3 separate regions of the Mus musculus genome follow, and all the other regions are linked to region 2. A link is a loop called in an ENCODE intact Hi-C map of the cell type or tissue named here. Cell type or tissue: heart. All regions are shown on one strand. Region 1 has its middle 10 kb from the start of Ceacam16. Region 2 has its middle 4.4 kb from the start of Cblc. Region 3 overlaps Igsf23 (immunoglobulin superfamily, member 23).

What was found. A loop is a pair of places that touch in the nucleus more often than their neighbours do. Peaks named below come from ENCODE experiments on the same cell type or tissue, not always from the same donor. Only the 100,000 strongest peaks of a DNase experiment are listed, where the experiment ranks them.
Region 1: it touches region 2 in a loop (6-fold over the local background); 25 of 42 quality-filtered maps call a loop at or near these places.
Region 3: a loop joins it to region 2, with 2.6 times the contacts of the local background. A loop is called at or near these places in 3 of 42 quality-filtered maps.

The regions. Positions count from the first base shown.
Region 1 is chr7:19,867,690-19,875,689 of GRCm38, forward strand. It overlaps a transcript of Ceacam16 not described here. Among named protein-coding and RNA genes, the nearest start is that of Ceacam16, 10 kb to the left of the region's middle. In heart, CTCF peaks have their summits at 4,767 (motif pointing left) and 6,382 (motif pointing right); a DNase peak (open chromatin) is centred at 3,752; H3K27ac peaks cover 425 bases.
Region 2 is chr7:19,797,175-19,805,174 of GRCm38, forward strand. No RefSeq gene overlaps it. Among named protein-coding and RNA genes, the nearest start is that of Cblc, 4.4 kb to the left of the region's middle. In heart, CTCF peaks have their summits at 205 (motif pointing right), 3,769 (motif pointing right) and 5,951 (motif pointing right); DNase peaks (open chromatin) are centred at 237, 3,732 and 5,957; H3K4me3 peaks cover 278 bases; H3K27me3 peaks cover 1,201 bases.
Region 3 is chr7:19,936,529-19,944,528 of GRCm38, forward strand. Igsf23 (immunoglobulin superfamily, member 23) reads right to left here. Exons shown (of 5, transcript NM_027308.2): 3 at 5,222-5,491; 4 at 2,645-2,814; 5 at 777-1,722. The coding sequence ends at 1,717. Among named protein-coding and RNA genes, the nearest start is that of Igsf23, 10 kb to the right of the region's middle. In heart, a CTCF peak has its summit at 3,562; DNase peaks (open chromatin) are centred at 1,589 and 3,563; H3K4me3 peaks cover 780 bases; H3K27ac peaks cover 2,253 bases.

The sequences.
Region 1 (8,000 bases), 71 kb after region 2:
AGGGGCTGGGGACGTGGCTCAGTGGCAGACAACTTGGTTATCACATACAAAACCTTTGATTTGCACCACATATAAAATCACAGACACACGCCCGCGCATGTGCACAAGTGCGCGCGCGCACACATACACACACACATACACACACACACACACACACACACACACACACACACACACACAGAAACATGCATGCTCTCAGCTAACCAAACAGCCTCTTGTCCCCATCCCTTTGGCACCTTCCCTGATCTTCTTGCTCGGGGATTTCCAAGTCATTTAATCACCTAGCAAATATTTATTGAGCACTGACTCCATGCCAAACCGCTGGGGACACAGACGACAGACAGATCTGTTCTCTTATATGGCTAAATCTTATTGGAGGATATGAGCAATAATTAAAAAGAAAAAAGAAAAACCAAACAAACCCTACTTAGCCTATAGTGTCAGAGAACGATTAGTGCCATAATGCCTCGAGACAGGAAGATAAGACGAGTCAGGAGGATAGGGAGGACACAGGTCACTCTTTCAGCTACGGACGTTAGCAGGTCCCTGAGGAAGTAAGGCAAGGCGTGACTGAGGTGATAGGGAGCCTGCAGGTATAGGGGGGAAAGTATGTTTCCCCAATGCATAGTACAGTAGATGCAAAGGTCCTGGGCTGGGAAAGAGTCTGTGGGGTTTTTCATTATTACTTTTAGACATAGTCTTCAGCCCCACCCCCTCCAACACTGGGCTCACAGCTGTGCACCACCACCTGAACTCACTGCTCTTGCCGAGGACCTGAGTTCAGTTCCCAGCACTCACACCAGGCATCTGTAACTCCAGCTCCAGGGTCTCTCTCTGATCTGATTCCCTCTTCTGACCTCCAGGGGCACACACACACACACACACACACACACACACACACACACACACACACACACCTTAAATCTTAAAAGATGGTATTGGGCTGGAGAGATGGCTCAGCGGTTAAGAGCACTGGCTGCCCTTCCAGAGGTCCTGAGTTCAATTCCCAGCAACCACATGGTGGCTCACAACCATCTATAGTGAAATCCTGGGCCCTCTTCTGACATGCAGGTGTACATGCAGATACTCATACATTAAATAAAAAACTCTTTTTGGGGCTGGAGAGATGGCTCAGTGGTTAAGAGCACTGACTGCTCTTCTGAAGGTCCTGAGTTCAAATCCCAGCAACCACATGGTGGCTCACAACCATCTATAATAAGATCTGTCACCCTCTTCTGGTGTCTGAAGACAGCTACAGTGTACTTATATACAATAATAAATAAATCTTTTTAAAAAACTTTTTTTTAAAAAAAAGGTTATTACGGAAATCGAATGTATTTATTTCAAATAGAAGGTGGCATCCATCATTGTGTCCCCACACTCCTATGCCTGTCACACTCACAGCCAATCATAGTCCCCATCCCCTCATCTCCACCTGATGGCAGAAGGTTCTGGGTGGGATTTGGAATCAACTCCATGGCTACCCAAGCCCAAGATGCTGACAATGTTGATCAATAGTAGCATTGGTCCTAGACCTACCATAGCCTCCTGGGTGCACTCAGCCATTTCAGTACAACTCAGCATACCAAAGGCTGTCACATGGGTACAGCTGCCCTGTCACACTGCCGCTGTAGGAACCACAGCAAGAAAAAACCTGCACATGTTCATCAGAGACACAGGACTTCGTGTGTGTGTGTGTGTGTGTGTGTGTGTGTGTCTGTCTGTCTGTCTGTCTGCCCGTCTGTCTACAAGTCCTTGTGAAGCTAGAGGTGGATGATATCTGTCAGGTATCTTCCACGACTGATCAACACATCATTATTACTACTGTTATTATTAACCTTTATTTTTATTGTGTGTGTATTATATTTAGCTTCCACATGCATGTAGTGCTTGAAATAGCCTGGAGAGGATGTCTGACCCCCAGAACTGGAGTTGCAGGTGGTTGTGAGTCACCACGTGGGTGCTGTCTCTCCTGTCCCACACAACACAACGGTTGTTAATTTTTCATGTAGGCAGTAGGAGTTGAACTCGGGACCCCCTGCAGACTAGGTAAATGCCGTGCTATAGCTCCATGTCTAGCGATCACCTTTCCCTTTTATTTTCTTTCTTTTTTACAATTTTTACTTTTTTTTTTGAGACAGGGTCTCACTATGCACTCCCCCCCCCCCCCCGCTGGTCTGGAACGCTCTACGTAGATCAGGCTGGCCCCAAACTCACAGAGATCAACCTGTCTCTGTCTCTAAAGGGCTAGGGTCAAAGCTGTGCACCCAACCTGCTTTCTTGCTTGCTTTCTTTCTTGCCTGCCTGCCTCCCTCCCTCCCTCCCTCCCTCCCTCCCTCCCTCCCTCCCTCCCTCCCTCCCTCCCTCCCTCCCTCCCTCCCTCCCTCCCTCCCTCCCTCCTTTCTTTCTTTCTTTCTTTCTTTCTTTCTTTCTTTCTTTCTTTCTTTCTTTCTTTCTTTCTTTCTTTCTTTCGAGCCAGGGTCTTTCACTGAGCCTAGAGCACACCATTTCTGTGCTCTGCCTGGCTGGTGAGCGTAGACACCCCTCCTTCACCACCACCACGTCCACCCCAGTGCTAGGGTTTGGGCACGAGTTGTCACACTTGGCTTTTGACCTTGATGCCAGGCATCTGAACCCAGGCCCTCATTCCTCAAAAAGCAGGCACTTTCTCCACTGTATGTTGTGTGGGTCGGTGCATATGTGTGTTTCCGACCCCCTCCCTGGCCCCTAAGAAAACAAGGGATGTCCACATCTCCACCTGTTCCCTGAGGCAGGGTTTCTTGCTGAACCCAGAGCTAGGCCGGCTGCCAGCCAGTTCCAGTGATCCTCCTGTCTCTGCCCTTCTGCGCTGGGGTTATAGACAGAGGGCCAAGCCAGCTTTTAAGGTGGCGTGAAGATGCAGGTTCATCTCCAGTCCCTCATGCGTATATTGGGCATAGTTGGTAGAACCCATGATTTGGGGCCTGGGAAGTGTGTATGGAGGACTCACTTCAAACAGGGAAGGCCGACTTTGGAGGTAGAGAACCACCTAGAATCCTCCAGTGTGATGATTAATGTCTCAACTTCACACACCCTGAAAAATCACCCGGGAAGTGAGTCTCTGAGTGACTGTTGAGGGCAGCAGCATGGCCTCTGGAGTGTCTGTGGGGGATTGTCTGACTGTGTTAATGGATGTGGGAGGACTCACCTCAAAGTGAGAGGTGCCATTCCCTGGTCTGAGGCCCTGGATTGTATAAGAGCAAAGAAAGCCAACCATGGCGGCCCAATTGGCCTGTGACCCCAGCACCTGGAAGGGAGGCAGGGGCAGGAGGATCTCTGTGAGTCTGAGGCCAGACTGATATTCAGAATGAGTTCCAAGACAGACAGCCAGGCAGACAGGCAGACAGACAGACAGACAGACAGATAGCAGAAAGTCTCTGAATACTAACTCTGCACTGGTTTCTCTCTTCCCGACTGGTGTGCTGTGGACGGCTGCTTTCAGTTCTGGCCTTCACTTCCTGGCCCAGGGCTACCTCCATCTCAGCTCATCACCAACCACAGGGGCAGGATGAGGTCACCCCTGTGACCCTACAGAGGCCTGCACACCGTCCCTGGTGCCCTTGGGAGTTCATGGAAGTCTGCTGTTTTGGGAGAGGCGTCTACACTTCTGATCACCAGTCTATGCGGGATGATCCTGTGACCCTGTAAGCGGGCACAGGACCTTTCGCCCACAGAGGTGGCTTCCGAACAGAAGGTTTCCCCCCTGAATCATTTTGACTCTGGGCTCAGAGCCCAGCCTACTTCCTTCCCCAGGCCCACTTCCTCTTTTGTCAAACAAGGAGCCACTATCTTTTAAAAGCTGACTGTATCCTGGGAGTGGCAGGGGCCGGTGACAGGGACCCCTGCTGCTGCCCAGTTCCAGTCAAGGACACCCAGCTCAGGCTGCGTTGCCTGGAATCCCGTCCTCCTTGACACCTGCTTTGGTTACACTTTGGGTCCTTCTCTTTTGTATTTGTTTGCATTCTTCCAGAGAGAGGGAGAGGAGAGCCCCAGGTTGAGTTTTGGGGTACAGAAGGCAGTTCAGTTCTGTGGATCCCAAAGTGGGGATAAGGGGTACAGAATACTAAAGGGGGACCAGAAGTCCCCACTGGGATCACAGGTGTGTACCACCATACTGCTGCTATTTTTTTTGGGGGGGGGGAGGTTGTTTGCTTGTTTGTTTCGGTTTTTGAGACAGGGTCTCTCTATGTAGTCTTGGCTGGCGTGGAACTCACTATGTAGATCAGATTGGCTTTGACCTCATAGAGACCCACCTGCTCCTGCTCCCCCCTTGCCCCTCCAGTGCTGGGATTAAAGGGGTGCACCTCACACCCAGCCTGAAAAGTTTGTCTTTAAAGGCACTGGGTGCAATGGCCTGTTCCAGACAGGGAGGGGAAGGGTTGATTTTTGGAGTGAACAAAGCTCCTTGGGCTGCTTTGCGTGGGGAGAAAGACAGGCCATGGAGAGGCTGAGGTGGAGGGGAGGGGAGCTGCCTGGTCTAAGCTGGGCTGTGGGGACTGGGAAAGCTAAGTTCAGGGGCTGATAGCATTTGTTCTTGCTGCAGGCAGAGGCTGATCAAGGTTGGGTATTTTGACAGGAGGCAGTAGAGTGGGCTGTGAATACTCACAAGGTGGGGAAAGTGGGGTGGGAGATGGGGGTTGGGGTGGGCATCAGGTTGTGGCCGAGTTTGTGCTAGGCGGGCTATGTGTTAGCCTTTGCTGCCTCCTGCTGGTTCAGCATGCACACCTACTTAATGAACTGTGTGGGATCTGCAGGTTCCTGGATTCAAGAATGACTGCTTTTCACACTCCTTCCGATATATATCTCCCAGCCAAACCAAAAAACCCACTTACTTATTATTGTGTGTATGTCGTATGTAGAAGTCAGTTCCCTCCTTCCAATGTGTGGGTACCAGAGAGCAAAACTCAGGCCACGAGGCTTGGCCGCAAGGCCCTTTACCCACTGAGCCATCTTGCTGGCCTGTTTTTAGTTTATGGACACAGAAGCACAAATATCTTAGTGGTCTGAACATTTATTCCATTGCTCCCCTTCCCAACAATGTCACCTCTGTGGTTTGGTCCGCACCTCTTCGATTGTCCCGTAGTCTCCTTGCGGGGAGCTCAGCCCCCCAAGGAAGAGGTCTCTGTTTTGGTTATATAGATGTCTCCTGGGACCTAAAACAGTGCTGTATCCAGCAGGTGCTCAATAAATACGTGTGGAGCTCATGAATGGATGGGTTTCTCTTCACCCTTCCTGCTTTCTAACCCTCCCTTTTCAATCTACAACCAGCCTCTGCCAAGGTTACCCTCGTCGCATCTATCGGCACTTGCGGTTTGCCCCTAGCCTCTATGCTCTGGTTCAGTGTCTGCTGGATAAATGGAGTCCATGGAAAAAATAACTTAAGCAGGGCAGGCTTGCTTAGATATTTTTGTCAGGGGAGCTGGATCAGGGTTCAATTCCCAGGATGCATACAGTACTCCAGGTCTCCCACTTCCGGTCGGAGGAGATTTGCAAGACTGCGGTCTTTATAGAACTCAGTACCATGTGACTTTATTCAGCCAATGGAAAGTGAGTGGAAGCCTTATTTCCAGCTTTTGGGGGGGAGGGGGAACGTGTGTTATAAAAATCGCTGGGTGCACACCCACGTGCCCTGCTTTTCCCTGCTACAGTGAGTAACCTTGTCAGCCTCATTTCTGAAGATGTCCACATGCAGCTGAGTTCTTCTGACCCTTGTCACACCTATCCACCTGAGACAAACTTGTAGGAGGGGAAAAAAATAAATCTTACAAGCTTTTCAAGCTGGGGACAGCACGGGGCTAATTGTTACTGCAGCAAAATCCAGCTCATCCTGACAACAACAACAACAACAACAACAACAACAACAACAACAACAACAAACAACCTTTCCTTCCCATCACCAGCGTGCTGCCTCGAGACAGCCACATCGGCTCTCCAGCCCCAGTGTCTCCAGTCACAAGGTGGCAATGTATAGACTAAGACTCTTGAAAATCTGAGGTCAGAGGTCATGGCCTACCCACAAAATATATAATATAGAATATGATATTATGTGATACAGCATATTATATACATAATATTTAATAAATTATACAGGATTTTGTCATTGATTTTGTTGATTTTTAAACTGATTTTAAAATTTTATTTATTTCAATCTTTTTGAGACAGGGTTTCTCCATCTCCCAAGTTCTGGGATTAAAAGCGTGTGCCACCAGGCCTGGCTTAGAGACTTATTTTTATGTGTATGTGTGGGGTGGGGTGGGGAGCAGGGGGGTTGTGCACATGAGTGTAGGACCTGAGGAGGCCAGAAGAGGGCGCTGGATCCTCTGAAGCTGGAGTCACAGGCAGTTGTGAACGGCCCAGTGTAGGTGCTGAGAATTGAACTCCTCTGTTTAAGCTCTTGGAGCTTAAACACCCCCCACGTCAGACCCGAGCATGTTTGTCTCAGTGTCCCCCAAGGCCCCTTGTCTGGGGAAGGGCTAAACATCCCTACCTCAGTAGCAGGGAGGAAAAGACAGCAAAACAACTCAAGAGTAAAAAAGCATTATGTTGAGGCTGGAGTGATGGCTCTGTGGTTAAGAGCACTGACTGCTCTTCGGAAGGTCCTGAATTCAAATCCCAACAGCCACATGGTGGCTCACAACCATCCGTAATGAGATCTGATGCCCTCTTCTGGGGTGCCTGAAGACAGCTACAGTGTACTTACATATAATAATAAATAAATCTTTGGGCTGGAGCAAGTGGGGCCAGAGTGAGAGGTCCTCAATTCCCAGCAACCACATGATGGCTCACAACCATCTGCACAGCTACAGTGTCCTCATATACATTAAACAAATAAATAAATAAGTAAATCTTTTTTTTTAAAAAGTATTATGTCTTTGAGGACAGCTAGAAGACAAGTCATTTCCAAGGTCTTACTCCTCCTCCTCCTCCTCCTCCTCCTCCTCCTCCTCCTCCTCCTCCTCCTCCTCCTCCTCCTCCTCCTCCTCCTCCTCCTCCTCTTCTTCTTCTTCTTCTTCTTCTTCTTCTTCTTCTTCTTCTTCTTCTTCTTCTTTTACTTTTATTTTTATTGTGTGAATGTGTCTGTGACTACAGGAGTAACAGGCAGGAGTTACAGGCAGGAGTTACAGGCAGGAGTTACAGGCAGGTGTGCTGGGAATGGAACTCAGGTCCTCTAGGAAAAGAAGCACGTGCTCTTAATGGCTGAGCCAACTCTCCAGCCCGAGGCTGTTATCCTTTGTCCTCTGATATAAAGGTGTCTGCACAGAGAGGAGCCAGGAGCTCCTCCATGGAGAGAAGCTGAGTGGGGCCACTGCTGACGCCTGATGTCCATGCCCAGTAGGTAGGTTCCCACTGGATATTGTGAGCATCTGCTTTGATAGTGTTTTGCTATTTACCTTTTGCTTGCTATTTATTATCTTTAATTTACTTTAAAATTTTATTCATCTTTTGTTTTTGTAAGGCAAGGGTTTTCTATGTAGCCCCGGCTGTCTTGGAACTTGCTCTGTAGACCAACCAAGCTGGCCTCAAACTCACAGAGATCTGCCTGCCTCTCTGCCTCCTGATTGCTGGGATCAAAGGTATGCACTATTATTTTAGTCAGGGTTTCTATTCCTGGACAAAACATCAAAACCAAGAAGCAAGTTGGGGAGGAAAGGGTTTATTCAGATTACACCTCCAAACCGCTGTTCATCACCAAAGGAAGTCAGGACTGGAACTCAAGCAGGTCAGGAAGCAGGAGCTGATGCAGAGGCCATGGAGGGATGTTCCTTAATGGCTGGCTTCCCCTGGCTTGTTCAGCCTGCTCTCTTATAGAACCCAAGGCTACCAGCCCAGGGATGGCACCACCACCCACAATGGGCCCTGCCCCCTTGATCACTAATTGAGAAAATGGATCTCATGGAGGCGTTTCCTCAAGAAAGGCTCCTTTCTCTGTGGTAGCTCCAGCCTATGTCAAGTTGACACAA
Region 2 (8,000 bases):
TCCCCGAGGTAAGGTACTAGAACCACCGGAGTTCGGGCTCCCGTGGCAGGTAAGGGAAATTTAGTTACAGTTTAAGTACCCAGATTTTCAAAAGAGGTGAAAGGGGTGTGGCGGAAAGTGGCGTTCAGGAATGCACAGGGCTGCAGGAAGTGGCTGCCGGGCAGGTTTGCACCCCAACCTGCCAGACCTGTAGGTCCGCCCTGATTATGCTTCAGACAGCCACCAGAGGGCGCCGTGGACACGGTTCTCTCTGCCCCAGGGCACCCAGGGCATCCAGCAAGCCAGCCACCACCCCAGCTAGGCCCGGTACTGACTCCTCAGCCTGCCTGCTCTCTCACTCTCTCCTTCTCCCTTCCTCTCCCTTCCTCTCCCTCCCTGTTTGGCAAAAACTCCAGATCCAGGAGATCTGAAGCCTCTGTCCTCTGAAGACACCCTGGGTAAGCACACACACACACACACACACACACACACACACACACACACACACTTTGTTGTTCTAGCTTTGTTTTTTTAGACAGTATCTCACCATACAACCCTGGGCGTCCTGGAACTCTCTCTGTAGACCAGGCTGGCATCAAGCTCACAGAGATCTGTCTGCCTCTGCCTCCCAAATGCTTGGACTAAAGGCACGGGGCATGCCTGGTACAATATCTTTTATTATTAAAAAAAAAAAATCCCAGCACGATGGAGTCAGAGGGAGACTAATTTCTGATTTAGAGCCAGCCTGGTCTACACATTGAGAGTTCCAGGTAAGCCAGAGTTACACAGAGAAATCCTGTCTCCAAAACAAACAAACAAACAAACATAAAAAATTGAAGTTGAATGTGTTTTCAGATAATTTTAAACCTAATTATTCAGGAAGAAGAGAACAAAGATGTTGAATTATGGTCCAGCCTGGGCTACAAAGCAAGGTTCTGTTTCTAACAACCGAACGGGGTTGGGAATTTGGCTCATTGGGTGAAAGTGCTCCTCACCAATCCTGACAGCCTGAATTTGGTTCTCAGAACCCACAGAGTGGCAGGAGAGAAGGGAGTAATATGAGCTGTCCTCTGACCTCCACATGTGTCCACAGTCATGCACGCACGTAAATAAACAGACATAAACCCAAAGAAAAACAAACTTCTCCCAAACCACCCAATCCATCCCCAACACACACACACACACACACACACACACACACACACACACACACACAAACAAAACCTAACAGAAGGCCCATCTTTGGGATCTTTGGGGCTGGGTTGGGATGTAGCTCAGTTGGTGAATGTTTGTCCAGAACATAAAAAGCCCTGGGTTCCACCCCCAGAATCACAGACATGAATTATAGTGACCTGTGCCTGTTAACTTGGGAAGAGGAGGCAGGGAAATTACCAGTTCAAAGTCTACTTCATCTACATATCAAGTTCGTAGATTTGGTTTGGGCTATGTGATCACCTGCCTCATTCCTTCCCCAATAAAATGACCAAAATTAAAATACTATGTATGGTATGATTCTATTCCTATGAAATATACAGAATAGGTGACTTTAAAAATTAAAATATAGTCAGGCAGTGGTGGCGCACGCCTTTAATCCCAGCACTTGGGAGGCAGAGATAAGCAGATTTCTGAGTTCGAGGCGAGTCTGGTCTACAGAGTGAGTTCCAGGACAGCCAGGGCTACGCAGAGAAACCCTGTCTCAAACAACAAAAACAAAAACAAAAACAAAAACAAAAACAAAAACAAAAAAACCCAACAACAAAAAACACCAACCAACCAAAAAAATATAATATGTATTATGTTTTAATTTGTAATTTAACTTGTAATTAATAATATGTAATACCACTGATGATATATTTAGGGTCATTAGTATATGGGAAAAGACAGGAACTAACAATGGGTTTCTTTTCACTTTTCTTTCTTTTATTAGTATAGCCCATGTAGAACAGGCTAGCCTCAAGCTTCCAGAGGTATAGAAATCCACCAGCCTCTGCAAGTGCCAGAAGCACTCTTAACTGTTGGGCCATCATTCCAGCTCTCGCCTTCTTTCTTTCTTTTTACTTATATTTTTTTAAATTTATATTTCAAATGTTATCCCCTTTCCTAGTTTCCTCTCCGAAAATCCCCTATCCCGTCCCCCCTCGCCCTGCTCCCCAACCCACCCACTCCCACTTCCTGGTCCTGGCATTCCCCTGTACTGGGGCACAGAACCTTCACAGGACCAAGGGCCTCTCCTCCCATTGATGACAGACTAGGCCACTGCTACATATGCAGCTAGAGACATGAGTCCCACCATGTGCTTTCTTTGATTGGTGGTTTAGTCCCAGTGAGCTCTGGGGATACTGGTTAGTTCATATTGTTGTTCCTCCTATGGGGCTGCAAACCTCTTCAGCTCCTTGGGTACTTTCTCTGGCTCCTTCATTGGGGACCCTGTGCTCCATCCAATGGATGGCTGTGAGCATCCACTTCTGTATTTGCCAGGCACTGGCAGAGCTCCTCAGGAGACAGCTGTACCATCATTCTTTATTTTTATTTTTATTTATTATTTATTTATTTATTTTTTTAAAGACTTATTTATTATTATATGTAAGTACACTGTAGCTGTCTTCAGACACACCAGAAGAGGGAGTCAGATCTTGTTACGGATGGTTGTGAGCCACCATGTGGTTGCTGGGATTTGAACTCTGGACCTTCGGAAGAGCAGTCGGGTGCTCTTACCCACTGAGCCATCTCACCAGCCCCCCCTTTTTTTTAATTTTTAAATAATTTGTTTTGTGTGTACATGAATTTTGCATGTACCACCTGCATGCAGTACCCGTGGATCTCCTGGAACTGGAAATGGTTGTGGATCACCATGTGGGTGCTGAGAATTGAACCCTGGTCCTCTTCTAGAGCAGCCAATGCTCTTAAGCACTGAGATCTCTCTCCAGCCTTTTATTTGTAAGCATGTGGTCCAGGACGGTCAGGACTACATATGTCACTGTACATATTTCAGGCTGGCCTCACACTGTCAGTGATATCTTTTAGCCTTGGAAGTGCTGAGATGACTGGTGTCATCAGTGCCCAGGTGACTGACAGGTGTGTGCCTCCTCAGTGCCCAGGTGACTGACAGGTGTGTGTATCCTCAGTGCCCAGGTGACTGACAGGTGTGTGCCTCTGCAGTGCCCAGATGACTGACAGGTTTGTGCCACTGCAGTGCCCAGGTGACTGACAGGTGTGTGCCTCCTCAGTGCCCAGGTGACTGACAGGTTTGTGCCTCTGCAGTGCCCAGGTGACTGACAGGTGTGTGTATCCTCAATGCCCAGGTGACTAACAGGTGTGTGCCTCCTCAGTGCCCAGATGACTGACAGGTGTGTGCCTCCTCAGTGCCCAGGTGACTGACAGGTGTGTGCCTCCACAGTGCCCAGGTGACTGACAGGTTTGTGCCTCTGCAGTGCCCAGGTGACTGACAGGTGTGTGCCTCCTCAGTGCCCAGGTGACTGACAGGTGTGTGTATCCTCAGTGCCCAGGTGACTGACAGGTGTGTGCCTCTGCAGTGCCCAGATGACTGACAGGTTTGTGCCTCTGCAGTGCCCAGGTGACTGACAGGTGTGTGCCTCCTCAATGCCCAGGTGACTGACAGGTGTGTGTCTCCTCAGTGCCCAGGTGACTAACAGGTGTGTGCCTCCTCAGTGTCCAGGTGACTGACAGGTGTGTGCCTTGGCGGAGCTGAGAAAGTCTGAGAGGATAATGACACAGCACACTTGGATTGATTTAGACCTCATAGGAGCTTAAATGAGGGCCTGAATTGATCCTGACCACTAGAGGGCACACTGAGAACAACCTTCCTGCCTCCCTTGATTGGGATCTGAGGCCACACTCCCATGCCTCTGGATGCTGTTGACTCAAACTCCAACCCTAAACAGAGTCATAACCCAAACCCTTGCTCACACCTTCAATTCAGTTTTTCTTCCTATGCTAGTCCCTCCACCCCCGCACACTATTTTTTTTTAATGTTTTTTCCTCTGCAGTCCTGGTTGTCTTGGAATCACATTGTATACCAGGCTGGCCTTGAACTCTCAGACATCCACTTGCCTATCTGCCTTCAGAGTGCTGGGATTAAAAGTGTGTGCCACCACCACCTGGTCTCCTCCCCACCCTGTTATGTAGCTCAGGCTACCCTTACACTTTCTTCATAGCCAAGGTTGGCCTTGATTTCTTTCTCTTTTTCTTTTAAAAAAGATATATTTATTTTATTTATAAGAGTATACACTGCAGCTGTCTTCCGACACACTAGAAGAGGGCATTGGGTCCCATTGGAGATGGTTAAGAGCTACCATATGGTTGCTGGCAATTGAACTCAGGACCTCTGGAAGAACAGTCAGTGTTCTTAACCACTGAGCCATCTCTCCAGCTCCTGGCTTTGATTTCTTCCTTCCTTCCTTCCTTCCTTCCTTTTCTTTTTTCTTTTTCTTTTCTTCTTCTTCTTTTTTTTTTTTTTTTTTTTTTGAGGCAGGGTTTCTCTGTGTAGCCCTGGCTGTCCTGGAACTCACTCTGTAGACCAGGCTGGCCTCGGACTCAGAAATCTGCCTGCCTCTGTCTCCCGAGTGCTGGGATTAAAAGCATGTGCCACCACCGCCCCGCCTGGCTTTGATTTCTTAATCCTCCTGCCTCCATCTTCAAAGTGCTGTCATGACATGTGTACACCACTGTACTGGCTGGTCTTGTGTGTCAACTTGACACAATCTGGAGTTATCACAGAGAAAGGAGCTTCAGGTGAGGAAATGCCTCCATGAGATCCAGTGTAAGATATTTTCTCAATTAGTGATCAAGTGGGGAGGATCCATTGTGGGTGGTACCATCTCTGGGCTGGTAGTCTTGGTTCTATAAGAGAGCAGGCTGAGTAAGCCAGGGGAAGCAAGCCAGTAAGGAACATCCCTTTATGGCCTCTGCATCAGCTCCTACTTCCCAAACCTGCTTGAGTTTCAGTCCAGACATCCTTTGGTGATGAACAGCAATGTGCAAAGTGTAAGCTGAATAAAGCCTTTCCTCCCCAACTTGCTTCCTGGTTGTGATGTTTTTGCAGGAATAGAAACCCTGACTAAGACAACCACCATGCCTAGCCTGGTGCTCTTGCCCTCTCTCATTCCAAAGCAGTAAATCACACACTTACACCAGCTCTCCAGACTGGACTCAGATGAGTGCAGACTTAGCAATCTTTTTATCCTTGTGTAAAATACGAAGTCGTGTCCGTGTTTTGGATGGGGATATGTGGATGACATGGTACAGGTGACAGGTGAGTGCTGCCACATCTGCCTTCCCCATGGGTTCTGGGGATCTGAACTCAGATGACCTTCACGACAAGTGTCTTTTCCCCCTGAGCCACCGCCCTGGCCCTGATTTAGAAATCCTATAAACAGAACTTTCTTCTTTATTTTATTGCAAAGAAAAAACTACACCAGGCAGTGGTGGTGCTCACTTTTAATTCCAGCACTTGGGAGGCAGACGCAGGTGGATCTCTGTGAGCTTGAGGCTAGCCTGGTCTACAGAGAGAGCTTCAGGACAGCCAGGGCTGCACAGAGAAACTTTGTCTCAGAAACAAACAAACAAACAAACAAACAGACAAACACCAACCAAAAACAACCAAACAAAAACCTGGACTTTCTGCTGAGCCCCACCTTAACGAAGTAAAAGAGAACACACAAAAACAATGAAGACTCAGCAAGCCAGTGTCTACCCATTTTGTGCCTCAGAGTCCTCTTTTCACCTTTTCTCTCCTTTTCCTTTCATGTTTGTCTATCTATCTATCTATCTATCTATCTATCTATCTATCTATCTAGTGTGTGTGTGTGTGTGTGTGTGTGTGTGTGTGTGTGTGTGTGTGTGTGTGTGTGTTGGGTTGTATTGTTAGTGTGCGCACACCCAGTGTGGAAGTCAGAGGACTTTTTCAGGAGTGATTCTCACCTTTCACTGGCTCTGCTGCTGTGCTGTGTGCTGCCACTAGGTGGTGATCTCGAGCTTCCAGGAGATTCTTCTGATTTGGCCTCCCACTTTGCATTAGTAATGTTGGGATTACAGATACACACTTTAGCATCCAGTTTGATACTCACCGCTCCCCCCCCCCCCCCGTCTCCATCCATCTGTGTCGCAGTGTACGTGTGAGGGTCAGAGGACAACTTGCAAAAGTTGGTTCTCTCTTCCTACTCAATTCCCTCAGGCTTAGCGGCACACATCTTTACTTATGAGCTACCTTGCTGGCCCAGGATTTGGCTCTTTTTGTGTGACTTCTAGGATTGGAGCTCAGCTGTCAAGCTTGCAAAGCAAGTACTTCAACCCCCGGAGCCTTCCTGCCTGTCCCTTCTGTTCTCTGCTTTTCATCGTAGTCTCACCCTGTAGCCCAGGTTAAGCTTGAGCACAAAATCCTCCTGCCTCATCCTTCTGAGTGCTGGGGTTAGAGGTGTGTGCTGACACACATCTGGCTCAATCTGTGGAATGCAGGTTGGGTTTATGAGACTGCATGTAAACACACCTAAGCTCAAGGCTCCTTGTGTACATGCACACATATGACACACAGACACCCACATGTTTGCATAAGTCAAGGTGCTGAATCTATAACTTTGGATGCAGTCACAGTCTGCTGAGACTATCACCAATATTCAATGCTGGAGACTCCCACATAGGGCCCTACCCTCTTTCTCCCTCTGGCTTTGCCTATCTCCAGGGGACATGAAAGGACACATGTCCAGTGTCAAGGTCAGGGAGGCCAGAGAGGGGATTTCCATGCATGGAGAAGCCAGATCCTTTGTTTTAGGGAACTAGTTTGCTAAGGTCAGCCATTGAACCCCAGTTTCTCATCACCCACAGTCTGTAGAAGTTTCCAGTTTGCAGGGCCATGGCTGTGCTGAGCTCTGACTCTCATGGCAGAGAGTAGTAAAGTAAGGCCTGGGTGTTGAAGTTACCTTGGCCATGTTGGAGGAGTGGTTTGGACAGAGCTCTGGTCAGGTGTGACAGGCTTGGTATCTTCACTTTGGTGGAACTGGGAGGGGGGTTCTCGTGTGGCCCAGCCTGGCCTTGAGCTCAAAGTGTAGGCAACAAATCCCCTTGATCCTCCTGCCTTCGTCTCCAGAGTGCTGGGATTCAGTGTGTGATACCATGATAGTCTTTTGTGGTGTTGGGGACCAAACTCAAGTCATGAGCCTCTGCCCTTGCTGCAGCATCTCCCCGTCCACTTTCTTCTTTTCCTTTAGAAGCAGAACTTGTGAGTTTTACTTGGGTGTGTCCTCCCAAGATAAAACCAAGCTTCTTTTGTAAAGAAAAAGGCACTTGTCCCCAAGCCTGGGGCCCTAAATTTGATCCTGGGACCCACACAGTAGAAGTAGACAACCATTGGCCGTGTGCTGTGCACTCTGACCCCATCTCCACAAGTAAATAAGCGTAAAATTTTTTCCCCAAAACTACATTTACCTGCATGCTTAGGTGTTTGTTAGGTGTGGCTGTGTGACTAAATTCATTCTAAGGTATTTGATGTATGGGTTTGAAGAACAAGGGCATAGACTTTTGGGGGTCCTGTTTTTTATCTATCTATCTATCTATCTATCTATCTATCTATCTACATTTCTTTTTAAGTTTTTGTTGTGTCTATTGGTTCATTTTGTGTGTATGCACACGTGTGTGAACAATGCCATAGTTGGCCCTGGTGGACAAGTTATAGGTCTGGGTTCTTTCTTCCATCTGGGTCCTGAAGAGTGAACTTCAGGCTTCAGGCTTGGAAGCAAATGCCTTTACCCTCCAAGCCATCTGGGCAGCACTGCTTTAGTTTTGATTTCTGGCCTTTGAACTGGCATTGATTTTCCTGCCTCTGCCTCTGCTTCCTAGGAACTGGGCTTATAAGGAGGGATACACCGCCACACTGGCTTTCCTTCCCTTTCTCTTCCATTTCCTTCCTTCCATCTTTCTTTTTTTCATGTGTGTATGTGTGTGTGTGTGTGTGTGTGTGTGTGTGTGTGTATGTATGTATGTATGTTCAGGGGGAGGGGTTGGAGTTC
Region 3 (8,000 bases), 140 kb after region 2:
TTACAAAGTGAGACCATGTCTCAGAAACCCAATCCTGAAGAACCCCCCACAAAATGCCATCCACAAGAGCACCATGAATTTCTGGGGGCCTGCCGTGACCTCTCTTTTTCTAGGCATATCAGTAACCTAGATTTAAATTATTTATTTATTTATTTATTTATTTATTTTGGTTTTTCGAGACAGGGTTTCTCTGTGTAGCCCTGGCTGTCCTGGAACTCACTTTGTAGACCAGGCTGGCCTCGAACTCAGAAATCTACCTGCCTCTGCCTCCCAAGTGCTGGGATTAAAGGCGTGTACCACCATCTCCCGGCAGTAATCTAGATTTTTATTTAGAAAATAAGCAAGAACAACCTCTACACTCAGAAGAAATATTCTGTGCCCTGTTCAGCTTGCAAGGCAGGGCAATACGTTTTCTGCTGTCCCAGGTCCTGTGATGGCGTCCTGTATCTCTGTGCCCATCGCAGTAGGAAACCAGGGACATCTGTAACCATTCTGGCTTTTCTATGCCTGCTCCAGCTCCCGAATAGAATAACGACACAGAGGCTTGCGTTTACTAATAAATGCCTAGGCTCTATGCTAGGCTTGCTCCCCAACTAGCTCCAAACTGGTATTAACCTGCTTTACTGGTCTGTGTCTGCCACATGGTTGGTTATAGCGCCTCAGTTTCGTAGTCCAGCTTCCTCTCAGGCTGGGTGGCAAATCTCTCGTGTTTTTCTCTCTTTCCCAGAGTTCCTCTCTCTGCCAGATGTCCCATCTTACTAACTACGCTGCCTTTTGCTATAGGCTTTTTATTTTGACCAATCAGAAGGTGCTTTGGGCAGGCAAATAAGGACAGAGACACATCTTTACAAAGTGTACAAAAACATCAGTCCAACAGATGTTACATGTTGTAAGCAAGCTGGCTGAGTTGGTCAACTCCCAGGGACAGAAATTCTGGGATAACGCAATGAAAGAGAAAGGAGAAAAGAGGGAGGGGGCTGTGAAGAAGACACAGCACGTGAATTCCTTAAGAGCAAGACTGTAAGGAAGAGAAGGTGGGTTGAGAGCAGGAAGAGGTAGAGCCAGGGCCCCCACCTCTTGGGCCGGTCATGTGACTTCCTCCAGCCAATGGGATGGCAACGATGGTGTTAGGTTCTGAACCAGAGGCCTCGTAATCGGTTGGCGTTTACCTTTCTGAACATAAGAGGACACCAAGGAATGCCAGCTGTTTCCACTGATGTTGCCCCTCCAGACAGTCACTGGACCACAGATACTGCAGCAAGCCCCCACCTGCCGAGCCTAACCTACAGCCGAAGCCACAGAATTGCAATCGGCACAAATGGCTGTTATTTCAAGCTGCTAGATTCCAGAGGCAATTCGTTACCTTGCTGAGGCTGACAGATACACCCTTGGATTCTGGGAAATCTTCATGACTTCTGTCAAATTCTTCCTCCTGTTCTCCCTCCCCTCCCTTCAACTAAGCCAGGGAGTTTCTCTTGTTTGCAGTCCACGAGGCAGAAGAATAGAGACAGTGTTCCCGGAATAGGTGGACTGTGAAGATGGGGTGTTGGCAGCCGGCAGGAAGATAGAAAAGGCTTTATTTAGCTGGGGACATCTTGGGCACAAATGGGAGGGAGGTGGAGCTTGACAAGGGCCATGTCTTCCTGTCCTGAGACTCCTGTCCTGGGATCGGCTTCGGGTAGAGATTCATGAGCTCATGGCTTAGCTGCACGTTCCTTATTTCTGTGGGTTCGGCAGTAAAGATTGGAAGGGGATGGAGGAGGGAGGGGAGAAAGAGAGAGTACATCACTGCTATGTGTTGCTCTGCGATCCCTCCAAATTCATATGTAGAGGCCCTAAGCATTATTTTATAATTTCCAGTTGTGTACATATGTGTGCATGCTCCGGCATCATCTCCTCCCACCATGTTGGTTCCTGGAGATCAAACTCAGACCCTCAGACTTGGCAGCAGGTTAATTTGCCAGCCAAAACCCTCTCTGCTGCCCAAGGCTTTGTTTAGCTGTCTTCTCTCTCTGCAGGATGGGTCCTCCCTCTCTGTCATCGCCCCCTGATGCTCTCCCCCCCCCCCCATGCTACCTATCTCCCTTCCTGAGTTCCCATCCTTCATACTCATTTTTGTTGATCATGTTTGCCTCCCTCATGACACACAGAGTGGATGGGATGAGGCACTCACAAAGCCCACTACTGCTTAAAGCTGGTTCAGATTCATGTCGGTCTGTGGGTTGGGTGTGGTTATGACCATTCCCATTTTGCGGATGGGCACACTGAGCCCCAAAGGGACTCCACTTCTCTACAGCTTCCCTAAACGGATGTGAGCCACGGCAGCTGAGCAAGCCCTTAGAGCTTCTCTTGTCACTTTGGGTATTAGTGAGTCAGATGGGCACCTCTGGGGTCAAAGTCATTCTTTCCCATGGGTCGGTTGGGTTGGTGTTTTGTTTTGTTTTGTTTTGTTCTTTTGGTCAGAGTTTAAATTGTTGCTGTTCCCTGGCTGTGTGGTTCGGAATTGATGTTTTGACTTGTCTGTGCCTCACCTATAAAGCTGGGAATAGAATTTAGCTTATTCCACTGGTAGAGCGACTCAAATTGAGCTCAAGTGGGCTGGAGTGGATGTCCTCTGGTGGACCAGTGGGAGGAACGCAATTACCTTAAGTGCCAGCAGTATATAGAAGCAGACAGATCCGATCAGGACTAATCCTCCGATGGTGGCCGCTACGATGAGGGCTATGGCGGATCCTCCTGAGACCGACATGTAGTCGTTCGGCTTCATGGGATAGGCAACTGTGGGAGCCGGAACTGTGGGAGCCCCGGTGGCTGCTGGGAACCGAGGGGAGAGGAGACTGAAGGAGCCACCCTCCACCTCTACACCCTGATTCCTGTCAACTTAGAACTCAGGCTCCTCTGTACACTGTGGTTTCCACACACCCATCTCTTCCTCCTATTTCCAAGCTCATCCATCTCTCTCTCTCTCTCTCTCTCTCTCTCTCTCTCTCTCTCTCTCTCTCTCTCTCTCTCTCCTCTTCCTCTCCCAACCCCTGTGGGGCAGTGGACAGTGCCACCGGACAGAAAACTTGGAAAGGTCGAGCAGATTCAGAAATCCCAGTAATTCTCATAGCTGAGAATGGTAGGCGTTTAATCTACTCCCAACCAGGTTCCTGACCTGGAAAACATGACCACCACACCCCATGGAGAGGACTGGGCAATCAGTCAAGTAGGGACAACACCTGAAGTCCTTCCACATGCAGATGACGCGTCCCTAAGATCTCAGACCAAGCCAATAGGAAACATCTGCCTTTAGACTCCACCCACCCCAAAATGTATATAAGACTCTACCCACAAGGAATAAAGTGCATGAGTTATTTCACCGAAGACTGTCTGGAGTGTCTGTCTTATAGAGCTGTATGTAACACCTTGGGGAAGAAAATTCTCTCCGCATTCAGCATTCATCACTGAAGCTGCTCTAGCCTATTGCACCACTTCCTGCTAGGTCCCTCCCCCCCTTGGCTCCTAGCAGCCCACTGTGCCTAGCTTGCCTGTTGCACTCCATAGGCCTGGCAACCTGCCTGGTTCCAGCCGCCCCGTGGAAAACATGACCACCACACCCCATGGAGAGCAAGTCAGAGGGAATAGGGGAGAAGGACAAGGCCTGCCAGAGCCGTGATAGTCTTGCTGGGGCTGGCAGGGTCCCCCCTCCCGCCCCCCCGCCCCCCGCCCCCCGCCCCCCCCCGCCCCCCCCTCCCCGGGCAGCAATCCACCTGCCTCTGCCTCCCACAGAGTGTTGCGATTAAAGGTATGTGCCACCGTCACCTGCCTAGGAAACTTCTTCAGACACAGGATGTAAAAGCAAAGTGTAACAACAGGAAGTCCTGGAGGAGGGCGGGTGTGAAAGCCTCCAGCCTGGAGATAAAGGTCCTTAAGGCAGGAAGCAAGTAACTCCAAACAGCTCCCCAGTCTCTGGAACTGACTGTAGGCTCCTGGTAAGTGTATCTAAGTAGTGGCTGCTGACAAGCTCTTAGACAAGCCCAGCTGAGGAGACACCCGCAGGTAAACCTGAAGGACCCTGCCAGCCCCAGCAAGACTATCACGGCTCTGGCAGGCCTTGCCCTTCTCCCCTATTCCCTCTGACTTGCTAAAAATTGTTAGGTTATATTCCTAAAGCTAGCCACCAAGGTCTACTCCCTTATTTGGCCACATCCCCTGAAGCAGACTACCTAGATCCAGCTATCAAAGTATTGAAGTCCAGCAATCAAAAGCTCCCTTTGGCTACCCTAATTAACATGCCCGACAAAAATTAAGCACCTATCCTACTGCAGGGCTTCTTGTACCTTTATAAATAGCCATTTCCCCACGGTCACCTCTATTTTCTTTCTGTCCAGAGCCAGTCCTTTGTATCTCTGGGACACATACCTCCTCCCCCTCTCCCTTGTTCCCCTCCCCATCTGAGAACGTGGTCCTGGGGTGTCCTGTGCTGAAGCTGACACTCCTGGCTGTCTCCGTGCTGGGCTCCAGGTTCCCAGCTTTGTAAGCTGTCACTCATGCTGGGGTGGGCTTGGGTGATAAAAGCTGTCTTTGAGTCCTCTGTGTTCCTGTTAGTAACACTTCACCCACATTTATGTAAGTAACCCCAATAAAACTCATCCCTTCACCAAGTTGGACTTTGGTGGTGTTAGGGGAGGGTATCGGCTAAGGACCCCCAAGACCAAGTCTGTCATATATAAAATGGGTTAAGGAAGGGCTGGGGGGATGGGCTAAAGGATAAAGTACTCTCTGGGCAATGCGAGGAGCAGTGTTGGGACCTTCTGGACTCACAGTAAATGTCAGGCATATGACCTGCTTCTAATCCCAGAACCTGAGAGGTGATGGGGAGTTGGAGATGAATCCCAGAACACCTGGCCATCTAGGCTAGTATCGGTGGGCTTTGAGTTCAGCTGAGAAACCCTGCCTCAGTGAACAAGGTGGGGAGCCATTAAGGAAGACCTATCAGCCTCTGGCCTTCATGTGTACAGAGATACACATGCAGACATTCACGCAGATACACATGAGAGAAAATTAAAAACAAAACAAAACAAAACAACAACAACAACAACAACAACAAAAATGACTAAGCCACAGCCTACCAAGTAGAAGAAAACATGGAGTGACATTTTGGCTATAAAGATCTGGGGTGGCTACAGGAAGCCAGCTGTAGACCCATGTGGGTACAGAGATCGCGGGGGACACTTACGGCTCAATGAGACAGTCACCGGCTCAGAGACCAGCTCTTTGTCTGTGTTCCTGGCTATGCACAGGTAAGTGCCCAGCTGATCTGGGGACAGTCGCCGGATAAATAGCTTCTCCCCAGTTCCACATGGCTTTCCATCAAAGGTCCAGCTCAGCACAGGCTCTGGGTTCATGGTCACCATCCACTGCAGGATCACAGAGTAGTTAAGGTCACTGTAGATTATGCCCTTGGAAGACTCGGGGAAGGTCACCAGTGGGATCAGGCTGGGATTGTCTGTGGGAACAGAGAGCAAGACCTCCAGGTGACCTCCCAGAGACACTGGCATCTCTTCTGCCCCACACAGTTACATGCATACATTCACACACACACACACACACACACACACACACACACACACACACACACACATACTCTCTCTCTCTCTCTCTCTCTCTTTCTCTCTCATTCATTCATTCACTCTAATTCATTCATTCACTCACATTCATTCATTCACTCTAATTCATTCATTCACACATTCATTCATTCACTCATGCATTCATTCACCCTCTGTCATTCATGCATTCATTAGTACAGCCCTACTGGGGTTCACAAGCTCCTATGTTCCATTGCATGTGGCCAGTACAGTGTCAGTAGTCACAGAATTAATTATACTAGTAATAATAATACCAGGCTACTAAGTATTCAGTAAAGCTAGGGACACTTATATTAAACTATTTCTATTATAGCTGAGGCATTATTATTATTATTATTATTATTATTATTTTGCTTGATTTGTTGTTTTTATATTGAGTCTCCCTATATAGCTCTGGCTGTCCTGGAACTTACTATGTAGACCAGACTGCCTTCAAATGCACAGAGATTTACCTGCCTCTGCCTCCTGAGTGCTGGGATTAAAGGTATATGCCTCATTCACCAAAAATAACTGAGCATTTTGTTTTAAAATTTCTTTAGTATATTTCTTTAAAACTTATTTTTACTTTATGTGTGTTTGTGGGGTATGGAGGATGTATGAAGATGTCAGAGGACAATTTGTTGGAGCTGGTTCCCTCCTACCATGTGGGTTCTGAGGCTTAAACTCAGCTCATTAGATTTGGTGACAGATGCTTTTTACCGACTGGGGAATCCTTGCAGGGGCTCTTACCACTGAGCCACGCCCCCAGCCCCTCACTAGGGGATTCTAGGCAGAGGCTCTACCACTGAGCCATGCCCCCAGCCCCTCACTGGGGGATTCTAGGCAGGGGCTCTACCACTGAGCAATGCCCCCAGCCCCTCACTGGGGGATTCTAGGCAGGGGCTCTACCACTGAGCCACACCCCCAGCCCTTCACTGGGGGATTCTAGGCAGGGGCTCTCCCACTGAGCCATGCCCCCAGCCCTTCACTGGGGGATTCTAGGCAGGGGCTCTACCACTGAGCCACACCCCAGCCCCTCACTGGGGGATTCTAGGCAGGGGCTCTACCACTGAGCCACGCCCCCAGCCCTTCACTGGGGGATTCTAGACAGGGACTCTCCCACTGAGCCACACCCCCAGCCCCTCACTGGAGGATTCTAGGCAGGGGCTCTACCACTGAGCCACGCCTCCAGCCCCTCACTGGGGGATTCTAGGCAGGGACTCTCCCACTGAGCCACGCCCCCAGCCCTTCACTGGGGGATTCTAGACAGGGACTCTCCCACTGAGTCACGCCCCCAGCCCTTCACTGGGGGATTCTAGTCAGGGGCTCTAGCACTGAGTTCTATTGTAGCTTTGCTTCTGCTCTTTATTTTAAGACAGAGTGTCACTCCCTGAGCTGCTCAGGTGGGTGACCCTCCTGCCTCTCCCTCTTGTTCTATATTGCTAAGTGAAACCATCTACCAGGTAACAGGAAATACGGGCCCCTCACCAAATGCTAGCTAGCTCTTAACCTCTAAAACTTTCTTCCACACAAATGTCATTTTTAAAATATAGGGCGTGTGTTTGAGACAGAATTCCATGTACCCAGGTTGGCCTCAAGCACATGCTAGAGCCCTGGACTTTGCAGTTCCTGCTTTGTTTCCTGAGTGCTGAGACTACAGGCCTATATTACCATCCCCACTATTCTGATTACTTTTCTTTTTTCTGGCACCTTGACTCAAGCTAAAGTTTTTGGGAAAGTAGGAACCTCAATTTAGAAAAATCTCTATAAGATTGGCCCATAGGCAAGTCTGCGGGGTCAGTTTTTCTTTTCTTTGTTTTCTTCTCTCTCTCTCTCTCCCTTCTTCCTTTTTTTTTTTTTTTTTTTTTTTGATAGGGCTTCTCTGTGTAGCCCTGGCTGTCCTGGAACTCCCTTTGTAGACCAGGCTGGCCTCGAACTCAGATACACCTAACTCTGCCTCCCAAGTGCTGGGATTAAAGGCGAGAGCTACCATCGCCTGGAGTCCTTTTCTTGATTAATGATTGAAATGGGAGAGCCCAGCTCACAGGAACAGTGCTGCCTCTGAGAGGTGGTCCTGAGTTAAGCAGACAGCAGGTGAGCATGGAGAACAAGCCAGTAAACACTGTCCCTCCATGGTCTCTGCCTCAGGTCCTGCCTCCAGGTTCCTGCCCTGACTTCCGTTTGTCATGAACTGTTACCGGGATAACCCTTCTCTTCCCTAGGTTGCATCAGGTGGTTGGGTTTCATCACAGCAATAGAAACCCTAACTACAAGACCGACTTTAAACCTCCATTCTTTATAAATTATTCAGTCTCAGCTAGTCTGTGACAGCAAGAGAAAGCAGTCTATCACAGGGGTGACTAACAACACCTGAGAGATGCCCAGTTGGGC